Regions from separate parts of the Homo sapiens genome. Here region 2 is linked to region 1. The links are chromatin loops, found by intact Hi-C in ENCODE. Cell type or tissue: ascending aorta. All regions are shown on one strand. Links, peaks and the distances in the headings refer to the core of each region. The heading gives the core; the rest is flanking DNA. Region 1 overlaps RXFP1 (relaxin family peptide receptor 1). Region 2 has its middle 120 kb from the start of RXFP1.

What was found. Hi-C counts contacts between places; a loop is a spot of excess contacts. Peaks named below come from ENCODE experiments on the same cell type or tissue, not always from the same donor. Only the 100,000 strongest peaks of a DNase experiment are listed, where the experiment ranks them.
Region 2: a loop joins it to region 1, with 1.8 times the contacts of the local background. A loop is called at or near these places in 4 of 110 quality-filtered maps.

What each region holds. Positions count from the first base shown.
Region 1 is chr4:158,580,785-158,589,344 of GRCh38, reverse strand. The region is part of intron 2 of RXFP1 (relaxin family peptide receptor 1); the gene reads right to left. Among named protein-coding and RNA genes, the nearest start is that of RXFP1-AS1, 20 kb to the right of the region's middle. In ascending aorta, for the core only: no CTCF peak of the experiment used is centred there; no DNase peak of the experiment used is centred there.
Region 2 is chr4:158,401,525-158,410,084 of GRCh38, reverse strand. No RefSeq gene overlaps it. Among named protein-coding and RNA genes, the nearest start is that of RXFP1, 120 kb to the left of the region's middle. In ascending aorta, for the core only: no CTCF peak of the experiment used is centred there; no DNase peak of the experiment used is centred there.

The DNA of each region.
Region 1 (8,560 bases), core at 2,409-6,408:
ATAGCTTTAGGTTAGGCAAAGCTAATCGATATGGGTATCTGATATGGTTTGGCTGTGTCCTCCCACTCAAATCTCACCTTGAATTGTAATAATACCCACTTGTTAAGGGTGGGACCAGGTGGAGATAATTGAATCATGGGGGCGTGTTCCCCCATGCTGTTCTCCTGCTAGTGAGTGAGTTTTCATGAGATCTGATGGTTTTATAAGGGGCTTCTCCCTTTGTTTGGCACTCATTCTCTCTCCTGCTGCTCTGTGAAGAGGTGCCTTTGGTCACGATTGTAAGTTTCCTGAGTCCTCCCAAGCCATGTGGAATTGTGAGTCAATTAAACCTCTTTTCCTTATAAATCACTCAGTCTCGTGTATTTCTTCATAGCAGCGTGAGAGCGGACTAATACAGTGACCTCCTGGAGTTTCTGGATTCCATGTGTTAGCTCAAGCAGTAGTTTTGCTAGATTGTTGACTGAAATCTGAACCCAATGCTGGCCTAGGCGAAAAGCAATTGAGGAGCAAATGCATACAAATGTTGAGTCACCAATGGAACAGATCATGAGGAACAGCCATTGTATTGTACAACTGCAAGGAACCTGTCATGGAATATGCTGTAGATTGACCCAACTTCATTGGTGTTTTCCTGTGCAGCAGAGACTGAAAAACTTCAGACAACATTTCACACCTCCTGTAGAGCCAGGATTTGGGATCCACTCACATGTATCTTGGTTAGAAGAGAGGTATAAGGTCATTTGTTTGCTGCTCTGTCTAAAACAGAAACATAGGAGCAATTGTGGAAGGGGATTTCAGGTACTACCAGCCTTGTGGGTGTCAAGAGAGGCAGCTGTGTTGGGGGCGGGAGCAGCAGCTGTCTCCGTTGTCAGTCGCAGCCATGATGGATCCAACAGCATGGATGTCAACTTTGTTTACACCCACTCTTCCAGCCCTTCTGAGAAGATTCTGCTTACCTAATTTCTGTCTAATATACCTAGAGTAGTTTCCGGTTTTTTCCATTTAACAATGACAGATGTGGGGAGGCTGACTGAATCATTGGATTAAAGTACGGCGGAACAATGATTAGACATTTAGTTAATTTGGGGAGCTCAAGTGGAATCTCATGAGGGTGAAAAAGCAGTGCATTTTTTCTGAACCCATAAATTTAGTGTAGTTTAATTTTGTGGTTGCCTAAAAAAAAGAGTCACGTGGGTTCTGGGGATGGGATCAGGAGCCTTACAAAATGTTCTGTTCTACTGGGCTCCGGAATCACCATATATTTCCTTGGCTGTCAGGTTTTGAGATTTTGGAAATTTATGGCATTGGACTGTCTTCCTTTCCTAGTTTTGCAGAGTTTTTTGACCTTTTGGCAAGTTTACTTTTGTAAACTTGTTTCATATCTTTAGATAAGGAGAATTCTTTGAGAGACTTTCATTCACCCCTTTTAAGAGAGGCTGAATGCTAGCATTTAGCCCTGAAAGAAGTCATATTTAGCAAGTACCCATCATGTTGTGCTAGGTGCTCCATTTTATCCTCATAACTACATTTGGTCATTATCATCATCTCCACTTACAGATATATATAAGCAGAAACCCAGATAGAAGAATGGATACTGCAGATAGAAAAATTGATACTGAAGAAGGTTAGGTGACCTGACTAAGAAACAGATTTATTAAAAATAACTAAACAATTAAAATCATAAATTATTATTGTATTTCTTTTCTAGGCCAAAGAATTTATGTAATGTTTACATTCTATCTATAGAATTTCACCTTTTGTGGGACATCAGCTTTAAGTATTTAGCTATTACTATTTGCTGCTTATTTTTCTGTTGTCTGTTTCACTTCTGTTATTGAGGCTCTTACATCAGTATTGTGTGAATTATAAAAAAGTTTATTTAAATAACAACCAGAAGTTGTTATTAACTGGAATTTAAATTCACATTATTTTTCTTTATGAAATCAATGAAAGTATTGCAAATCAAGGTATTACTAAAAACAATTTACCAAAAACATAGTAGTGTTATGAGTGGTTATATGTTTATCGATGTTACAAATAAAGCATGTAAGTAGGTAGGCCAGAGTATGTTGAGGCTTTGAGTATTCATATAAACAGTCTTCATGCATATCTGCAGAAGGTGAGTGAGAAATGGGCTTGTGAAGGTTTGAAGGCTTCGACCTTGCAGCCTACCAGGGCCTCGCTTCACTCTGTGCACCACGTTCATGTTCCTGTTACTGCCACATCCACCTACCTCAGGATCAGTGATGGAAATTAGGTGAAGTGACAGCATCCCAGAACACAGGGCTGTTTTGTGGGTAATGTTTCACTGCTGCTAGGAAATTCATGAGAGGTGGCTGGGTGACTGCCATAGATGCTGATTTTCTTTCACTCGGCTTCTTTAGCAGATCCTGTATTTAACTGAGCTTTTACAAATAGACAATTTCAATTTGCTGATTTTCTTTTTTTTTTTTACCATTAATAGATAATGCCATGCTTAAAACCATGGGCTATGTGCAATTTCCTAATCCTTTGTCCTCACCATTGTGTTCATTAAATAGCAACATCATCAAACAAACAAGCCTTTTAGTAATAAGCTTTTACTTTTCTTTCTGCCTTTCCAAAGTATTTTCCTCTTTCTACCCATTACTTCCTCCCACCAGAAGGCAGAAAGCAGAAATATAGAACATGGGAAATGTTGCCAAAATTGCAAAGTTGGAGAGTTAGCATTTTAAAGAAAACAGCTTTTGGTATATGTGTTTCTATATTTTAAATCCTGTGTCCTTCATATTTTAAGGATGTATAGGGCAGTGATCAAAATGGTTTTTCATACTTCAGTAATGATCCTGATGAAATTTATTCTCTGATTTATCTCGAGGCAGTCTAGGGTAGTGGAACAAGCACCGCACAGAAGAGAATATTGGGTTAGGGGATATGGTTTCCAGTATATATGGGTAGTGTTGTAAAAATGGCACCAATAAAACAAATATTTTTACTAAAAAAGAGCTTTTCAGCTAAAAATGATATAGTCATGCTATAAATAAAGTCTAAAAACATAGATTAAGAAAAATCTGATCTTGCATGCTGCATGAGCTTACTAAATATTTGTTGATTGAATGAATGAATGATTGGATTTCTGTCCTTAAAGACACTTCAGAGAAAGCTCAGTCTCTCTTATGCTAAAATAAAAACTGAGAGCTGGGGCATTTATCCAAAACACAAATTTACAGGCTTCTCCACTGGAGACTCTCATTTATTTGGTCAGCATGGAGTCTGGGAAATCTATATTTTTCATAAGTGGCCTAGGTTAGTCTTAAAGCAAGTTTTGGAAGAACTGCATTATGGGATTTGCCATAGTCAACTAGGGTCCTTCTCACATTGCATTGGAGGACAGCTAGAATTTAGTCACAGAAAAATCCTGTGACTCGGAGTGTATTGCTTTTAAGCAAAGTTGCTAGATGTCGACCATCAAGTAGTTTAAGACACTCAAATAAGATTAATGTGGGTGGTCCCCAACTTAAGGACATTTTGCTTATAACGGTCTTATTATACTTACTGTAATCTGCTTCATGCTATGCTTATTGATGTATATATTTTATCTCTTTATGAGAGTATAGTAGAAAATCTTTTTTACCTATGTATTTTTGTATACCTCAGTGACTACTAAGGTACTTTTATCTTTTTTTTTCTTTTATCATCCAGCTCAAAATGTCATAAGGTACTTTTAATATCATTGAAATCTAGCTCTTACTAGTCCTCATAAAGTGTTTAAAGTACATAAAATGCATGAACATTATTTCATTTGTACCAAGTATTAGTTATAATTTAGTTTTATGGAAAAGTGGGTGAGGCATACCAATTTGAATTCTGGAGAAGGCATCTCTCTCCCCCCATGTTGTTAGATTCCCCTGGCACTGGCACTGGGGGATGAGGACAAAGGATGAGATTTGATTGGGGACAGGAAACTTCCAAGTTTCTTGGATGCATTAACTTGTCACAGTGCTTTATCAGGCTTTTCTGAAATAGTTTCTCAGGAATATCCTTGAGAAGAGAGTTCTATGGTAACATATGTTTGGGAAATGCTGCATCCTCTATCCCCACTTGGAATTAATAATGCATGCTGGTATGATGAAATGAGAACTCAGGCAATAAAGAAATAGCTTTAATTTTGTTTAACTCTTTCCATATGACACCTATTAGTACATTTTGAAAATGTTTGCTTTTGCATTTGCACAAGAAGACTGTCTAGATCGTCTAGATCAGTGGTTTTCAAAAGTGTATATCTGGGACCAGCAGCAGCATCACCTGGGAACTTGAAAGAAAAGCAAATTCTTGGGCCTTACTTCAGATGCACCGAATTAGAAACTCTGCAACCTGAGAGCCCAGCAATCTATGTTTTAACGAGCCTTCCAAGTGATTAGATGTCTGCCAACGTTAAAAACTTCTGATTTAGACTAATCATTTTCTAGGTGTTATGAATTGGATAATAAAATTGTCTCCATTGGCATATGAATTATTTCAAAACTTAAACTGGTTTGATAGTCATCTGTGGTATTTGTTAAAAAAATGCAGATTCCTGGGCTTTACTCCTACTTATTAGATTAGCATTTCTGGGGTGGGGGGTTAGGACTCAGCATCTTTCACAGCCCCCCAGGTGGCTCAGATGCAGGTAGTCCTCAGAAACATTCCTGTCGATTTGCAGGGTCACTCCTGGGCTCCCTTGATGTTTGGTTGAGGGACTTATGTCTCTGTCAGAGCAGAGGCCAGAACAGAGTGTGTGATGATGTCATGTTAAATGGTATGATCATTTATGAAAATGAAAGGCTAAATGTGATAGTTTAATAAGTGTACATGCTTATTGATTAATAAATAAGTGGTTAATTTATAAGGCTTGTATTTATGCAAAGTGGAGCCTTTCTTTTTTTTTTTTTGGAGACAGAGTCTCACCCTGTTGCCCAGGCTGGAGTGCAGTGGCATGATCTTGGCTCACTGCAACCTCCACCTCCCAGGTTCAAGCAATTCTCCTGCCTCTGCCTCCTGAGTAGCTGGGATTACAGGGATGCACCACCATGCCTAGCTAATTTTTTGTATCTTTAGTAGAGACGGGGTTTCACCATGTTGGCCAGGCTGGTCTCGAACTCCTGACCTTGTGATCCACCCACCTCGGCCTCCCAAAGTGCTCGGATTACAGGCATGAGCCACCATGTCTGGCCCTAAAGTGGAGCATTTCTGATTCTCACGTATTTAGTCAACTTTCAGTACTCATTCTTCGAACACAGTGGAACATCTTTTGCTCATAAAGTAAAATGAGGTTATTACCCACAAGAGCAGAGGTGCCCTAGGCCACCAGAGTAAACGCTGGAATGCAGGCTGGCCAGGCAGAGCAATTCATCAAACTGTGTGGAGTTTCTTTGAATTTAATGACAACAGCAGTTTGAGGGACAGAATACATATACCTCTTTCTGGGGTCTTAATACCTTTTGGAGGCAACTGTTTATGGAAATCAAAGGATGTGACATTATCCTGGGCATCCTTTAAAGGAAATTGAGGCCACTAACAAATTACCTTTTCTGTGCCATATAGAAGGAAGTGTTCTGAGAGGAAAATCTTTGTGGTGGTAAGCCATACATAGTTTAAGTATCATAAAACACAAATAAACAAATTTGAGGTTAAAGCTAGGTCTGTATTTTCAGAAAAGCCTAGGGTTCAGCTACTTAGGTATTTGCAATGTTATTTTGAGAATAATAAATAGAAAACCAGAAAATTTTGAAAATACAATGCATGATTGTGCATTAATACACATATTTATGACACATCACTTTTCCTCCTGTGTTTTATTTACATTTTTAATTTTTATGGGTACATGGTCAGTCTATATGTTTATGGGGCATATAAGATATTTTGATACAGGCATGTGATGTGTATCCTTCTGTGTTTTTAACTTGAAAACAAGACAAACCACCAACTTTAGTGGAATATTCTAAAATGAGAACCGCTAATGTCTCCATCAAACCACCTGGCATTGCCATCATTCTGATAGCTGTATAGTAAGTTGTACTTGGGAAATAATGGAATAATTAATGTTCCAGAATTTTAAACACAGGACCAATTGAAAATTTTAAAACTGCTTGACATACTTCAAACATTCTTGTAATCTGATTTGAAAATATGTATCATCACCATCACACCCATAAATAAGTACTGCTTATCTAATTCTCATGGATTAGTAAGTGCCAAGCCAGTGACAGGAAAAATACTTTGGGGCATTAACAAAGTTTTCCTTCTCTTAAATTCCTTGCACTTTCTGCTCCTTTTCCTATCCTAGGCAGCTAGAATTAACCACTTTCATTGCCTGAAAGGGATGAGACAGAAGTTTACAGATAATAAGGTAGTCAAATTTCTTGGTATTTGATTTTTAAATGCTTAAATTTGATTACTGACAATAGATATGGAAGACCAAAAAAGAGAAGAGCTGAGCTTTGCTTTTCCCAGACTTAACAAGAGACTTGCACCAGAGAGAGTGGAGGGGTCTTTCTTCCTTCCCTCCTCCTTGGGCTGAATCTAGGGGAAACCACACATTTCCCATATTGGTTTCTGGGCTCTGGGTACAGGGGTAGCCTGGTGTCCTTTGCTAAGTAGAGGCCATATGTATGGCAGGACCCACAGAATTATTGCACACTCTGGCTTGACACAGGAATAGTAGAGGAGAAATGGCCATAAGGGCCTAGGCAGATGGACCTAAATATGAGCATGAAAATTCTCCTGGGCTCAGCCTGGCTCAGGTGTACTAAATGTTTCCTGTGAGCCCCAGAGTGCTGCAGATGTAGGCAGGAGAGGCACTGGATGTGAAAGAGCCTAAGACAGGCAGGAGATGACAGAGTGGTGACTTACGGCAGAGGACCAGATGGATTTATGCACATCTGAGGGGATGCTGCCATCATCAGCTGACAACAGGCAACCAGAACCCCCACACAATGTCCTGGCACCACAGAGACTGCTGAGCTCAACTGCAATGCCAGGTGAAGGGAAATGAATCAGACCTTTAACTGCCTTGGTTTAGACTTCTACCACTTGGAAGAATGGACCCTTGTAGCAGAAATTACCTTTGGCCATAGAAAAATGAAGATTTACATTTCTCACTCACTTGAGAACTTGAAATGATTGTCATGTCTACTGCTATAGTTTGGCTGTTTGTTCCCACCCAACCCCATGCTGAAATGTAATCCCCAATGTGGTAGTATTAGGAGTATTGGGAGGTGGGTCCTAGTTTGGATCATGAATGTGGGTCACTCATGAATAGATTAATGCTGTCCCTTGAGGGTGAACGACTTCTCTTTCACTCTATTGGCTCAAAAGAGAGCTAGCTTAAAAAGAGCCTGGTACCTCCCCTCCTCTCTCTTGCTTCCTCTCTCGCTATGTAATCTTTGCACACACTGGCTCCCCTCTGCCTTCTGCCATGAGTGGAAGCAGCCTGAGCCCTCATCAGAAGCTGAGCAGATGCTGGTACCCTGCTTTTTGGAAAGTCTGCAGAACCATGAGCCAAATAAACCTCTTTTCTTCATAAATTACCCAGCCACAACTATTCCTTTATAACAAGGCAAAACAGACATCCATGACTTGGATGAAATTGATGCAGTGCATCAATGTCTCCATCTTTAAAGGGAACAAAAACAGTCCCTTTCTCCTGGGTTGTCATGAGGATTAAATGAGGTAAAATGTATAAAGCACTCAAAATGGAAACTGCTATAAAAATACTACTCATTATTCATACTATTATACTTGCAATTTTAGGTTTGGAAGTTCATCTAATCTCTTATATATTTTAAAAAGAAAGTTAAAAATAATTTACCTTTTTAAAACCAAAATCCTTAAAGGGAAGACTTCATAGAATTCAAATTTTATCAATAAGAGATTTGTTTGAAGGCCCTACTACACAATGATTAACATCATAAGCATGTTCTTTCCTCCCAAACAAAAACAAAACAGAACAAGCCAAGCATTTGGTATGAATTCTGAGCAAACCATGATGTCAGAAGAGTTATGTAACCTCTCTGTACTTCCATTTTCCTTCCCTGTGTAATGGAAATAGTCTATCATATCTAATTTATAGTGAGGAGGAATGAGAGAATGTGCTTAAAGGATTAGGACTATGTCTGAAACATAATAAATACTAAAAAAATATAAGACACTATTAATTTTATTATTACAACTCTTATTAGACAAAACCAAATATTCCTAGGAGGGTTAGAATATAGTGTCACAAATAGTCATGCACAGGCTGGGTATGGTGGCTCATGCCTGCAATCCCAGCACTTTGGGAGGCCAAGGTGGGTAGATCACTTGAGGTCAGGAGTTCGAGAGCAGCCTGGACCACATGGTGAAACCCTGTCTCTATTAAAAATTAGCCAGGTGTGGTGGCAGGTGCCTGTAATACCAGCTACTCAGAAGACTGAGGCAGGAGAATCACTTGAACCTGGGAGGCGGAGGTTGCAGTGAGCTGAGATCGCGCCATTGCACTCCAGTCTGGGTGATAGAGCAAGACTCAGTCTCAAAAATAATAATAAAAAAAGTAGTCATGCAT
Region 2 (8,560 bases), core at 2,957-6,956, 180 kb after region 1:
GTCATTTTGTTCTTCCTAATAGAAAGCAAATCTCTTCAAAGACAGAAATCATGAGTGAAGCCCCTTGTACCCTAACACGATACACCCCTACCCTAACATATTTAGTATTCAACGAATGTTTGTTGACTTGAATTTAAACATACATAAATAAGCTCTTGAGAAAGTTAGTGATTTCGCCTAAGGTTATAAAGGGAATTCAGTTAATATATTAAAAATATTTGAGGAAAGACAGGCGTGGTGGCTCATGCCTGTAATCTCAGTACTTTGGGAGGCTGAGGTGGGAGGATCACTTGAGCTCAGGAGTTGGTGATTGCAGTGAGCTATGATGGCACCACTGCACTCCAGCCTGGGTGACAGAGTGAGACCTTCTCTCAAAAATAAATAAAAATTAAAAGTATTTGAGGACAATTTCGTATTCTTGAACAGGCAAGGATCAATAAAATAATAAATGAACATATGTTCTCAATGTGCCAAACTAAAACTTTTATAATGTAGTTCAGAGAATGCTGAGTGGAACATTTATTTTCCTTTCTTCAAAAACAATGCCAAAATAATTTTGTAATTAAGCTCATGGTCGTTGAGACTCAAATGATTTTCAATCTGTGTTGTCGTTAAACCAGGTGTATTAGTCCGTTTTCACACTGCTGATAAAGACATTCCCGAAACTGGGAACAAAAAAAGGTTTAATTGGACTTACAGTTCCACATGGCTGGCGAGGCCTCAGAATCATGGCGGGAGGTGAAAGGCTCTTCTTACACAGCGCTGGCAAGAGAAAATGAGAAAGAAGCAAAAGCGGAAACCCCTGATACACCTATCAGATCTCATGAGACTTATTCACTATCACGAGAATAGCACGGGAGAGACTGGCCCCCATGATTCAATCACCTCCACCTGGGTCCCTCCCACAACCTGTGGGAATTCTAGGAGATACAACTCAAGTTGAGATTTTGGTGGGCATACAGCCAAACCATATCACCAGGGAACTCATCTATATTTTTCTGCAAGTGAAATTTTACACGAAATTCGAATACCTTAAAATAGATAAAAGTAGTGCAGACAAGGCAGGCGCAGAGGCCAAACCTGTCCTTTGCTTCTTTTTCCCCACCAATCCATGGCCTGTTAGGCACCTCTGGGGAGGTGATCTAACGGGATGATTAGCTTCTTGGTACAAAACTCTTTTGGTTTATTATTTTTCTTTTTTTTTTCTTTCTTTCTTTCTTTTTTTTTTTTTTTTTTGAGACGGAGTCTCGCTCTGTCGCCCATGCTGGAGTGCAGTGGCGCGATCTCGGCTCACTGTAAGCTCCGCCTCCTGGGTTCCCGCCATTCTCCTACCTCAGCATCCAGAGGAGCTGGGACTACAGGCCTCCGCCACCACGCCCAGGTAATTTCTTTTTTTGTGTATTTTCAGTAGAGACGGGGTTTCACCGTGTTAGCCAGGATGATCTCGATTTCCTGACCTCGTGATCTGCCCGCCTCGGCCTCCCAAAGTGCTGGTATTACAGGCGTGAGCCACCGTGCCCGGCCGGTTTATTATTTTTCTTTTGTATTTTATAGTATCCCTTTTCCTCCTTCTCCTAATACCCTAATTCTCCTGCGCTCTCTCCTCCAATTAAGTTTCCTTTGTTTAGGGTTTTTTACTTATCTATATGAAATCTTTTACTTATTTATTTGATTGTGTTTCAGGACCTCCTGAAACACAATTTAAAAATTTCCACAACAGCATTTTTATTTCTGAGGATTAAATCTTGTGTAAATGTGTCCGGAATTGGTGGGTTTGCCCCGCGGGGAGGCAGCTAAGGCCCGGCGAGAAATTGAGCGCCCCGCCGGTGGGCCGGCACTGCTGGGGGACCCAGCACACCCTCCGCAGCCGCTGGCCCGGGTGCTAAGCCCCTCATTGCCCGGGGCCAGCGGGGCGGCCGGCAGCTCAAGTGCGAGGCCCGCCAAGCCCACGCCCACCCGGAACTCCAGCTGGCTCGCAAGCCGCGCAGCCCCGGTTCCGGCTCGCGTCTCTCCCTCCACACCTCCTTGCAAGCTGAGGGAGTCAGCTCCGGCCTTGGCCAGCCCAGAAAGGGGCTCCCACAGTGCAGCCGTGGGCTGAAGGGCTCCTCAAGTGCCACCAAAGTGGGCGCCAAGGCCGAGGAGGCTCCGAGAGCGAGTGAGGGCTGTGAGGGCTGCCAACACGCTGTCACCTCTCATAAAGACATATGTTAGACATGCAGAACCTCAGGCCCCATCCTGGACCTACTGAATTGGAATCTGCCTTTTAGGAAGATTCCTAGGTGATTCTTCTATACTCTAAAGTTTGAGAATCACTGCTTTAGAGGATTTGGGGGATATTAGGATAGAAAAAGGGAGACAATGTGAATTTATATATGATAGGCTTGGGAAATAATATTGAATAAATTATATATGTAAGGAAAAGTTGTGCTGGATGCTCCTTTCCTGTATGATTCTGGGTTAGAGTTGGGCACAGGAGAAATGTATGTGACATTTGGAGGGCAGAGGAGGCAGCAGGCAATGGCACTCAGAAGGTTCATTGTAGGGTTCTATGTATATGGCCAATGATCTGCTGATTTGCTTCTTTGGGGCGGGCAGCAGCAAGACCTGCAGCTTCATCTGCATCAATGTCTGCATCTGTGTCAGATCTTGCTGGGTCCCCTCCTCCAGCTTCTCCAAGTCCAGGGCCAGGCACCTGCGCAGCCCCACAGTGAAAGGCACCAGATTCCTGTAGGTCACCACTGTTGCAGTATGGACAGGGATATTCCTGCATGTTTCTGTTTGTCCTCTTGGGTTTCAGTTTGTTTTTGTGAGTTCCTGTTGGCCTTCGTGGATTCTAGTTTTTCCTCGATTTCTCCAGCTTTGTAGCCAAGTTTATTTTCCTATCTCTTGGCCTACCTGACCTGTAGCAACTTCAGACTCACTGCCAGGTGCAGAGGTAAGAGACTTGCAGAAAGACCTCTCCATCAGCTCTTGCCTGAGGTTCCTGGTTTGTGACTTTTTTTTTTTCTAATTCTCTAAAATGCTTTCTTCTGGAGTTTTATTTCCCCAGCTTCTCAAACAATTTTAAAGTTTAAACTTTTTAATAAATCCCTTCTTCTGTGTCCATCTTTGTGATCCTCCTCCTCTGATTAAGCTCTAATGGATACACTTACTGATTCTGCTAATGATTTCCCACCTTCTTTCAGATGTGGCTGATTGCACGTTACCTTATAGATATGATTTGACTGTGTTACCACCCAGTCTCATCTCAAATTTAAATCCCCACGTGTGAGCGGAGGTGCCTTGTGGGAGGTGATTGGATCATGGAGGCATATTTTCCCCATGTTGTTCTCTGTCTCAGCATAAGTGTTTCCTTATGCCTTAAAAAGGAGATTTACTTTTTCTAAAAGAACTGTCAAAGTTTGATATGCTAAAAATAGTTTTTATTTTTTGGTTTCTTGATGAGGCACACAGGATAGCCAAGATGCTACTTACTGCCTTTCTTTAGTAAATTTCATATAGGTAAGTAGAAAACCCTAACCAAGGAGAACTGAATCAGAGGTGGGAGCTCAGGAGAAGTAAGCTATTAGGAGAAAGAGGAAAAGGGATATTGGGAAATATAATAAGATAGTAATAAACCAAAATAATTTCACACCAAGAAACAAATAATCCCATTAGATCAGCCTCTCATATTTTCCTGTAGCTACATTTTTTGGTTAACCTTTCAAATTAACCAAATGTGAGTTTAACATAATTGGAAGACACAGATTCATTTTTTCCTATTTTAGTTAATGTCAAATTTGGCCAGAAAAATGAGGCCATTCTTACTCCTTCATATGAAATATTCTGTTTTATATCTCAGGAGTCTTCTTGTACCTTAAACTGAGTTATATGGTTGAAAAAAATAGCTTCCCTTCTTCATAATGTAGTCTATTTAATCTGCAGCCCACTATTAATGGCCTTTGGAATTCATTCATCTTTTCCAAATTTTCTTTTCTATCCTTCACTAGGGTATGAAGAAACCCATGTCTTCAGCCGGGCGTGGTGGCTCATGACTGTAATCCTAGCACTTTGGGAGGCCGAGGGGGGTGGATTGCCTGAGCTCAGGAGTTTGAGACCAACCTGGTCTCTACTAAAATACAAAAAATTAGCCGGGTGTGGCAGCGTGCACCTGTAATCCCAGCTACTCGGGAGGCTGAGACAAGAGAATCATTTGAACCCAGGAGGTGGAGGTTGCAGTGAGCAAAGATTGTGGCATTTCACCCCAGCCTGGGTGACAGAGTGAGACTCCCTCTCAAAAACAAACAAACAAAAACAAAAGAAAACCAAACCCGTGTCTTCAGGTGTAAGCTTATTTTATTTTAGTTTTTAGAATAAGTCCTAACTTTTTTTGCACTAGCCTTGTCTATTTCAGGCAGGTGCCCTGGGAATCATACTGTTAATATTTTCCAGATTTTTATACTGGAGTCATACAGAATGTATGAATCTCACTACTTTCAATCAAGGCAACATTGCTGGTGTTACTAGAAGACTTGTTGGTATACCGTGTCCCTCTGCTTGAATGAGGGCTCCATGAAGGGAGAGACTTTGGGTTGTTCACTGTTGTATCCTCAGTGCCCAGACAGTTCATGGCACACAGTAGGTGTTCAGTCAAGATTTCCCCTTTTTTGCCACACATGCTTTTAAATACATAGCCTTAAAACAATTGCTCACAGCTTATTGAAGGGAATCAGGAGATGCTTTGTGGAGGGTTTAATGTTAAATCACCCTTGTATCACGTGTTGCTTCTTAACCTGATTTGTGTGACTCAGTGCAGTGCTCTTAATGTGTCTGTTGCCTGAATTATGACTGTTTGCATTTTTCCCTGTGGTAGGCTGAATAGTGCCCCTAGCCCAGATGTCCATATCCTAACTTGTGGAACCTGGAATGTTACCTTATATGACAGAAGGATTTTGCAGATAGGGTTAAATTGTGATTCTCGAGATGGGAAGATTTGCCTCAATTATGCAGGTGGGGCTGATGTAATTACAGGGACCTTTATAAGAGCGAGGCAGGAGATCACAGTGAGTAGCAGGAAATGTGGCTATGAAAGTGAGAGGTTGGAGTGATGCAGCCACAAGCTAAGGAATGCTGGTGGCATTTGGAAACTGGAAGAGGCACAGAATGGAATTTTCTCCTGGAGCCTCTAGAAGGAACCAGCCCTGCCAGCACTTTGATTTTAATCGTCTGAGACTCCATTTGGAATTCTGACCTCTAGAACTGTAAGATAATAAATTTGTGTTCTTTTAAGCCACTAAGTTTGTGGTGATTTCTTAAAACAGCAACACAAAAATGAATACATTGACAATGTTTTTCATTTGTGGCAAATGGCTTCTTTATTTTGGGGTGATCTTTAAAATTTTTTGCCATTATTTAGCTGTCTTTAAATTTGAATGTGAAATAGAATTTTGTCAAGTTAACAATGCATTATTGATTTTGCTTCTATCTTTGTACATTATTTTGAGATTCTTTAAAGTTTGATGAAGGTAATTTCACAAAAAACTGAATCTAGTTTACTTAGACAACTTAGAATACGTTAGGTAATTTTTAAATTTAGGGACACATCTTTTTATATATTTATAAGTCACTTCCATAATGACTTTTCATTCATTACCTCATTTATTCCTCACAGCAACCCTTCAAAAGTAGTGTTAACCTTCTCTCATTCTACAGGTGAAGAAAGTAGTTTAGAGAGTATAATTTATTTTGCTCAGGGTCATCCAATTAGTAGATAAAAGAGAAGATATTTGACTTCAAATCTGCCTCTGAAAGATAGGCACTTGTTGCATTATTTTATTCTTAGCCCATTGGTAAAAAATATCTTAAATTAGTAAGGTGAGCTTTGCCTATGTTGTCTTTTGTTTGAGAAACTAGAAAGTATTGGCAATTAGAATCTGCATTCTCCCTGTTAGGAGAGAGTGGACAGTCTCTGAACTGGGACCCTCACGTGCCTGTGTTTGTTGAGGTTTGGATTGTATCTACCGGTCTGAGTTAGATTCAAGGATGTCAATAGAGTGTAGCAATAGTCAGCAATTCACATTCATGGAGCAGCCAAGTCAGATTAGATAGTTGATAAGGAACAAGGGAGTTAAGCCATAAGAATAAATATTTACCCATTAGACCAACAAATAAATACATCAATGCCTTGATGACAACTCTGTGAATAAAATGGACAGCATAAATTGATAGACTTTTTAGAGGCCAAGGGGGAGGGGGTATATCAAAATGTAAAATGTGCATGCAATTTGGTCTAACAATTTTACTGCTAGGATTCTTCCAAGTCTTGCAGGACCAGAGCAACATATAGTCTAAGGCTATTTTTTCCCCATGCCTGAGGCAAATCCTATCTGAGTACTCTACCTCAGCGGTTCCCAACCTTTTTGGTACCAGAGACTGGTTACATGTAAAACAGTTTTTCCATGGACCAGGGTGGGGGGTGGTTTAGGATAATTTAAGCACATTACATTTATTGTGCACTTTATTTCTATGTTAATTGTAATATATAATGAAATAATTATACAACTCACCATAATGTAGAATCAGTGGGAGCCCTGAACTTGTTTTCCTGCAACTAGACAGTTCCATCTGTGGGTGATGGGAAACAGTGATAGATCCTCAGGCATTAGATTCTCATAAGGAGCATGCAACCTAGAACCCTCGCTTGCACAGTTCACAATAGGGTTCATACTCCTATGGGAATCTAATGCTGCAGCAGATCTGAAAGGAGGTGGAGCTCAGGCGGTAATGCTTGCTCACCTGCCACTCACCTCCTGCTGTGTGGCTTGTTTCCTAACACACCACGGATTGGTACTGGTCTGTGGCCCAGGTTTGGGGGCCCCTGCTCAACCTGCTGCCCCATGGATTATGAAATTTCTGAATCTGGCTGGCTGGAGCAGGTACTATTCTGGGCCCTGTGAGAGTGTTGGGTGCTGTTCCCTCTACTTCTTTCTGATGGCTCTTTCTCTGGACTTAGATCGTTTATTTATATGTACTCTTTGATTTGCTGAATACTTGAGGAGCCTCTGCAGATTCCCAGGTTTCTGTCTCTGGGAAGTTCTCTTTGCTGCAGTTATCTGTGCTGCCAGTTCTAGCCTTGTTAGTCTCCCTGGAGTCTCAGTTGCATTTCCTCAACTCGGGAAGATGGTTGGGTTTTGCTGAGTTTCCCCTGCCTGCATCAGGAATTCTCCTGAGCAATAAGTTGGGACAACCATAGAGCTCACTTGTCTCAGATGAGACTTTAGACTTAGACTTTTGGGTTAATGCTGGAATGAGTGAAGACTTTGGGGGACTGTTGGAAGGGTGTGATTGTGTTTTGAAATGTGAGGACATGTGATTTGGGAGGGGCCAGGGCAGACTTATATGGTTTGGCTGTGTCCCCACCCAAATATCATCTTGAATTGTAGTTCCCATAATCCCTACATGTCATGGGACGGACCAGGTGGAGATAAGTGAATCATGAGGGCAGTTTCCCCCATCCTGTTCTCATGATAGGGAGTTAGTTCTTATGAGATCTGATGGTTTTATAAGAGGCTTCCCCCTTTGCTGGGCACTCATTCTTCTCCTTGCTGCCACCATGTGAAGAAGGATGTGTTTGCTTCCCCTTCTGCCATGATTATAAATTTTCTGAGACCTCCCCAGCCATGCTGAACTACGAATTAATTAAACCTCTTTTCTTAGTGAATTACTCAGTCTCGGACATTTCTTTAGAGTAGCATGAGAACAGACTAATGCAAGGACCCTCTGTATAATTTTCCATAAAATTTACATCCCCACCAACAGCGTACAAGAATTCCCTCTTCTCCACACTCCTGACTCTTTAGCAGTGAAATAATCATTCCTGCTCATGCCTGTCTTGCAACTATCTCATCTCCATGTGAATATACCTGCTCACTACCTCTCAGTGCTTTTTCAGTCCATCTTTTTGAATCTCAGAAGCCCAAATTCCTGGACTAGTCAAGCATGTAATATTTTATTTTAATGTCCTCACTTTGCCAATGTTCTAGCAAGGTTCATTTAAATTTCAGCAAGAATTCATGTGAGACATAAGCAAGATGCATGTCCAGCTGGTTTTTAAAGATAATTTCTGATTTTTTTTCTCTTTGAAAATTCCTGACTTCTATTTTATCCTCTGAAGACAGAGTTTTCTATTTAAAATATCAGTTTGTGCAGCTGTTGTGTGACTTTAAGTCAAACCTAGTTTCTGTCTTTTACTGTCACTGTAATATACTGCAAAAATTATATTGCTTTTTTAGAGTTTTCCAAGTTTATTTCAGATATGTCACTTTTTCCTTTGTCATGGATTAATGAAGCTGCTTCCTGTTTGGTTTGTGGATTTTATTTAAGAGTGTAATAAGAAAAATTTAAGCAAATTTCTTAAATTAGTTATTGACCTGAGACATTAAAAAGATATTGTTAATTTATAATCTTTTTTGATCATTTTTCCAAAATAAGTGCTGATCTCCCAAAGACATCAAAAACTGCAAGTGTGTGTAAATAAATCTAGTGAGGAATTAATCTTGGCAGGGTATAGTCAGATTTCTAT